2 separate regions of the Mus musculus genome follow, and region 1 is linked to region 2. A link is a contact called in ENCODE Hi-C or POLR2A ChIA-PET data. All regions are on one chromosome and are shown on one strand. The core of a region is the stretch at or near the end of the contact, and the rest is flanking DNA. Distances in the headings are between cores, read along the strand shown.

Region 1 (3,434 bases), core at 803-3,302, 54 kb after region 2:
TTGTATATCTGTTAGCTTTCTATGAAAGAATCTCCTGACTTCTTTCCTGAAGCAGGAGCTGGGATCTCACTCTCACTCTCAAGGTCTCTACCTAATAACTGAAGTCTCCCTACTAGGCCTCGTCTCTTAAAGGTCACACCAAACTCCCATAGCTCCATACTGGGGACCAAGACTTTACCACATGGACATTTGGGGACTCCTAACCAAACAATGTTAAGGATGGGGACTCCAGGAAGTGATGCAGTTATGAGAGTAGAGCCCTCCCAGCTGGATTCAGTGCCCTTACAGAAGAGTCTTTTGAGAGCTACTAGATCCTTCTACCATGTTGATTAGAAATAGAGCTCTAGGCTGAGGAGATAAAGGGCTGCCATATTGGATGCTGTGGCCTCAGCAGATGACAGTTATTCAGTGCTTGTGATTTCTCATCAAAACAAACAAACAAACAAACAAACAAACACCAAACCTTCACTCCAGGAAGTGATGCAGTTATGAGAGTAGAGCCCTCCCAGCTGGATTCAGTGCCCTTACATAAGAGTCTTTTGAGAGCTACTAGATCCTTCTACAATGTTGATCAGGAAATAGGTGCTCAGCAGATGGGATCTGCTGATGCCTTGATCTTAGACTTCCTAGCTTCCAAGAGCAGAGCGAAGGGGTTTCTGTTTAGTCTGTAGTATTGTATCACAGTAGTCTAAATGGACTAAGACAAATCTGGTCCATGTAATAACACATGCCAGTATTTCCTTCCTCATTAAGGGTGAATGATATTCCATTGTATGTGTAAGCCACGTGTTCTTAGCCAATCAGCTGCCCATGGGCGCTTGGATTACTTCCACATTTTGGCTGTTGTAAATAATGTTATTATTTTATTGTACATTGTGTGTGTGTGCGCGCACGCACATATCTGTATATACAGATGTCAGAGGACAAGTTTCAGGAGTTGTTTCCTTCCACGGTGTGGGTTACAGGAATCCAATCCAGGATATCCGACTTGATGACAAAGCCCTTTACCTGCTGAGCCATTTTGACAGCTCATTAAATACAAGTGTCCAAGAGTTTGTTTGGGGTCTTGCTTTAAGCTTCTTTGGATATAGATCTAGACATGTGCCTTATTTATTATTCTGTTGCTGAGAAGAGACCCCATGACCAAGGTAACTCTTATGAAAAAGAAAAGTACTTAACTGGAGGCTTGCTTACAGTATCAGAGGCTTAGTCCATTTATCATAATTGCAGGGAGTATGGTAGCAGGCAGGCCTGGTGTTGGAGAAATAGTTAAGAGTTACATCCTGACCCACCTGACCCGTAAGGGTGGGCGAAGACTGGGTCTGACATGGGCGTTTTGAAACCTCAAAGCCCACCTCCAGTGTCACACTTTCTCCAACAAGGCTATACCTCCTAATCCTTGTAATATTTTCAAATAGTGCTGAATCATGGCAAACCATTTTGTTTCCCACAGTGGCAGTACCATTTTGAATTCCCATCAATAACGCACAGAAATTTGAGTTTCTCCCCACCCTTGGCAACGTTTATTCCTAGGGCTTTTGTCCTTGCTGTCCCCAAGATGCAGAGCTTGGCATTTTGAAGCTGTGTTGAGAGAAAGGCCCTAAGATACAACAAACCCTCCCAGAACTTAAAGTCACGAGATGAGAGTCCCAACGAGAGGGGGCAGGGATCTATAATCAGGAGAGAAAATATAATACCCCCAACTCCTGCCGGAGCTTTCTGGGCAACGTTAATGGATAAGGGATCTGAAAGGTGATTGCCATCTGATCAAATTGGAGCACACCTATGGGTCTCCTAATGTGGCTCAGGTCAAATTCCTTTAATTTTGCGGGCTTGCCAACAGTCGCTGCATCCTGCCATGTGAAGTGAAGGGATGGTGACAGAGTCTGTCCTGCCGCTCATCAAGGCCTGGGAACTTGGATGCTGGATTTCCTTAACGAATTCAAAGCAGCACTCCCTCCTTCCCCCCAACCCCCCTCCCTTGCAACTCTAAAAATAGCTGTTCCCGGGCTCTGGGGAGAGGCTCCGCCTCTGCTGTGGGTGGATGGGCTGGGGGTAGGGGTTGGGGTGGGAAGCACCGCAGACCCCAGGCCTGAGCTACTGGCGGGGAGAGACGCGTAGGGTCCGCGCGGCTGGCAGCATCCTCGGGCTGCACTGTAGGAGATGGAGTGAGTCTGGACTTGCGGATGGGGTGAGTCGGGACGTGGGAACCTCTAAGACCTCCAGTCGCCGGCCCTTGTTCCGGGTGACCCCCAGACTGCCACAGGCCTCCCAGGAAAACTATGTCTGGAATCCAGCGGGGAGCCGCCGGAGGGAGCGCGGTTCCAGGCGGAGCTACTTGGCCGCTGCGCGCGCAGGTTAAACATTAGTGGCTGCGGTAGCCAAGCGAGGAAAGGAGCTGCGTGGTCGAGGGTGCTTCACGACGTCCCGCTCCCTGTGCCTCCATCCCTTTATCCCAGCGGCTTCGGATTGTGCAGGACTGAGGTACCCTGCGGGGGGGAAGAGCTCGCATGCCAGGAGACACGGAGGCGCGGAATGGGGGATGTCTGACACCCAACCCTCGGCGTTTTCAGGAGTGTGGTCTTGGGAAATGCAGTTTTTGAAAACAGTAAAGCGATCTAAGGGACTGCAGATCCGAGTTCTGTGGGAAGTGGGGTTCGGTTACTAACGAGATGATTTTTAAATAAAGATTGGCGTGTCTAGGTTCCTCCGCTTCCGGTCCCGGGCTGAAGTTTAACGGGAGCACAGACTTAGGGGTGGATGAGAGTAGAAGTCCACAGGGCAAGTGTGTACCAGGCAGGATCAGAGGACAGGGCCTGGTAGAATTGCCTTCACAACGGTCCTGAAGGGCCCAGGGCCGGTGCTGTCCTGGCCATGTCTCCAGGAATTGGTTTCTAACAGGATTAGGCCTAGGGAGTGTGAGATGTTCCAACCCTGCTCTCCCATCTGTCTGTAAGTGTTCAGCAAGATGGTCACTTCCTTCCCCAAGGTGTGGTCTGGCAGGGGAAAACTACCCTGCTCAGAGAAGGTTGTCTGTCTGTCTGCTTGCTCCCTCCTGTGGAAATGGTTTTAGATCATTAAAGTACAGAACCTTCCTAATGCTGCAGGCCTTTAATACAGTTCCTCATGTTATAGTGATTCCCCCAGCCATAAAGTTATTTCATTCTGCTTCATAACTGTAATGTCGTTACGGTTATGAATTGTTAATGTAAATATCGGACATGAAAAATACCTGAGATTCCTCGGGGGTCGCGACCCACAGGTTGAGAACCACTGTTTTAGCTGCATGCCTTAAATTGAGAACAGAAATCTTGTGCATTTGGGAGCTGAACTTCTTTTGTTTGTGCCACTCAGAACACTTCAGAGGAGAAGGGGAGCCCTTGGTAGGCAGTTCTGAATGTCCTGTGCTCACTTTGCAGAAGAGGAAGCTGTGG
Region 2 (3,323 bases), core at 311-2,810:
TGTTTGTTTTGTTTTTCGAGACAGGATTTCTCTGTGTAGCCCTGGCTGTCCTGGAACTCACTTTGTAGACCAGGCTGGCCTCAAACTCCCGAGTAATGGGATTAAAGGCGAGCACCACCACGCCCGGCTAGCCCCAGCTGTCTTAATTCACTTTATAGACCATGCTGACCACACTGGCCAGGGATCTGCTTGCTTATTTCTGGAATACAAGGATTAAAGGCAGAGCCACCATCCCCTCCCTCCCCCTGCCACGCCCCCAGCCTAGATTGTATTTAACTGATTAAATTTTTCAGTTGTTTAAATGTATACTTCTCTGTTGAGAGGCCAAATCTTGTAAGTTCAGACTCCATTTTAGAGAACCTGGCCAAAGTTTGAACTCAGACAAACTAACCAACATAACACTAGTTTCCAAGTTACCCCTCAACAAGACCAGCGTCCCCAGGTTATTACCCCAACATATCTGCACCCCCAGGTTACGAGGCCACCCCCTGCCTAACGACCACTAATGCAGAGGGAAGCAGAAATTAAGTTTATGATATGACTCCCAGCACCAGCCAATTGTGTTAAAGGCCATGGTAGCTCTCGAATTAGATGCTTAACTACCACCACTACCACATCCCACCCTCTGCTTGTAGCTTTCTATAAAGTCTTGTCCCCACTGACATTCGGGGTACACCAAAAACTGTGCTGTGTGTTGGTGGCGAGCCACAGCGAGCTGGGATAGAATAAAGACCGTGCTATGAGTTACATCAGATGGGCTCCTGCCTGGTTTTGGGGGATCGCTAACACTTTCGTGGCGCTACAACTGTATGCCCTTGATTAGATTTCCTTTACTGGCTTTCTTCTTTGCCATTCATTCTTCCTTGATTAGTCGCCACCTTTTCTCTCCAGAAGTTTTCGAGATATTTAACCTTTCATTCATCTTGCGTTACAGTTAGGCAAACAATTTGGTAGGAAAATACCCATTCCCCTTAGTCAAAAATAATTTTAGAAATTCCCCCCGGGAGGGTTGGTGTATAGTTTTAAAATAATCAGTAAGCTTCAACGTTGCATTTAAATTTTAATGTCATCATTAAAACCTCTTTTTACTTTCTAATTCATTTTTAAGGCAATCATCGTTGCCAGGGAGAGATTTGCTCTAGGGAATTAATTGCTCAATCGCTCCTGCTCACTTGCTTACCTTGATTTTTTTTTTTTGGTTTTTCGAGACAGAGTTTCTCTGTAGCCTTGGCTGTCCTGGAACTCACTTTGTAGACCAGGAAGGCCTCGAACTCAGAAATCCGCCTGCCTCTGCCTCCCAAGTGCTGGGATTAAAGGCGTGCGCCACCACGCCCGGCTGCTTACCTTGATTTTACTAAATTCAATCCCTATTCTTGGAGATTTTATTTCTTTTTCTAGTTTTAAACAATGTAACCCACTAGATTGCTAGCACGCAAGGGATCACGAAGACAGACAGGGTCTCCATTAAACAAGTTCAAAGTTTCCCCCCTCCGGCTTGACCGGGCCCTTCCCGTTCCCTCTCTCGCGAGACTTGGAAGCCGGAAGTTACATAAAGGACTCGAAACTCAGCCGCGGCTCGGTTGGTGTTGGCGGGAGCCGGGTGGGCCGGCTGCCTGGTGTTCTTTGCTGTGCGACCCGGGCTGCAGGTGCTCCGGGGTGTTGCTGTTGAGTTCCGCGGCCCAACGTCACGATGAGGGTGGCCGTGGCCGGCTGCTGCCACGGCGAGCTGGACAAGATCTACGAGACTCTGGCGCTGGCGGAGCGGCGCGGCTCGGGACCCGTGGATCTCCTTCTGTGCTGCGGCGACTTCCAGGCGGTGCGCAACGAGGCCGACCTGCGCTGCATGGCCGTGCCGCCCAAGTACCGTCACATGCAGACCTTCTACAGGTGAGGGGCGCGCGGCCGGTCCTCGCGTGGGGTTCCAGGTCCTGCTGCCGCAGATCGCGATGTCTGTTGGACCCGGAGCTTAGGAAATGGCCCTGGCCTCCTCCTCTCTGTACACACCTGGCTCTTCTTCCCAGGGACCCGGGGTGACACCAGCAGGTTTAGATACTTTGGATTTGCTAGAACACGATGGTTAGTTGATTTAATGATCTGGTTTTCCCGTGACCTGCTGTGTGCTAGTCTGGGTTCTAGAAGCCCAGACTTGCACTTCACAAAGTTCTTGATCTCAATGAATGTGTGCTCGACACTCAAGATTTAATTTATTCTTAAGGGCAGGGATGGGAAGATAGTGGGGACCGTTTGATCGTTTTTGAGCTCGGCCTTTTCCTTCTGACCTCTTGCTTTTTTGTGTTTAGTTTGGTTCCTGACAGCTTTATTACCGTTATGTTGTAGATATTACTCTGGAGAGAAAAAGGCCCCGGTTCTCACCATCTTCATTGGAGGAAACCATGAAGCCTCAAACCATTTGCAAGAGTTACCCTATGGTGGCTGGGTAGCGCCGAATATTTATTATTTAGGTATGTGTTTATGTGCACTTTTTTTGGTCTTGTCAGAATCTGTACCAGCTGGGCAGCTTCTAGAAGACATGTGGTGAATGCCATTAACTTAAATAATCATGAGAATTGAGTTAAAATAGTTATTAAATGGCCAGTCATGAACATACATCCATTTTCTTCTAGAGGTTTAAATAATAGCTAATATGATGACAAGTTTTTTTTTTTGTAGTCTCTTTGCTTTTTTCTTATTGCATTAAACTTTATAATGGAAAATGCTAAACATACATAAAAATACCGAGTAGTTTAATAAATTTCTTTACTTGTTAACCTCAACTCCTATTACTTTGTTCTACTCCCATATTTAAATATCCAGTATTGTTTAAACTTTTCCTGAGGGAGATGGCTGGGATGCCTTAAAGCAAATCCTAACCACTGGGTTATTTCATTTGTGGATTTTTAAGTACATGACTCCCCCTACCCCAAGATGTATTTATTTATCTACCGTGTATACAGTGTTCTGAGTGCATATGTGCCTACAGAGCACCAGATCCCATTATAGATGGTTAGAAGCCACCATGTGGTGCTGGGAATTGAACTCGGGACCTGTGGAAAAGCATCCAGTGCTCTGAGCCATCTCTCCAGCCCCTAAGTACATGACTTTCGAGTGATAGATTTTTTTTAGACACACGTAGTTCTGGTGCCATTTTATACCTAACTATAGTGAGTTAGTCCTTCTCTCGTGCCTTGTCCATACGCATTTCTCTGCATGTCTCAGTTACCGGATCTACAAATGACTTGCTCAGGTAGGATCCAAATATTTGGTGTTCAGGGCTCTGCCTCTTAGACTCTTTATCCTTCCTTCCCTTGTTTCTGTTTTCTGTT

Evidence for each region. A loop is a pair of places that touch in the nucleus more often than their neighbours do. ChIA-PET counts read pairs that join two places held with the same protein, here RNA polymerase II (POLR2A).
Region 1: a loop to region 2 is called in a map of heart, with 7 times the contacts of the local background. The contact joins the promoter of Dzip1l here to the promoter of Dbr1 in region 2. A Hi-C loop is called at or near these places in 7 of 37 maps with a recorded cell type or tissue (adrenal gland, heart and left cerebral cortex). POLR2A ChIA-PET finds 5 or more read pairs at or near these places in 4 of 5 experiments (Patski and embryonic stem cell).

What each region holds. Positions count from the first base shown.
Region 1 is chr9:99,627,479-99,630,912 of GRCm38, forward strand. It overlaps Dzip1l (DAZ interacting protein 1-like), which reads left to right and starts at 2,053. Exons shown (of 16, transcript NM_028258.4): 1 at 2,053-2,191.
Region 2 is chr9:99,574,239-99,577,561 of GRCm38, forward strand. Dbr1 (debranching RNA lariats 1) reads left to right here and starts at 1,561. Exons shown (of 8, transcript NM_031403.3): 1 at 1,561-1,887; 2 at 2,338-2,462. The coding sequence starts at 1,691.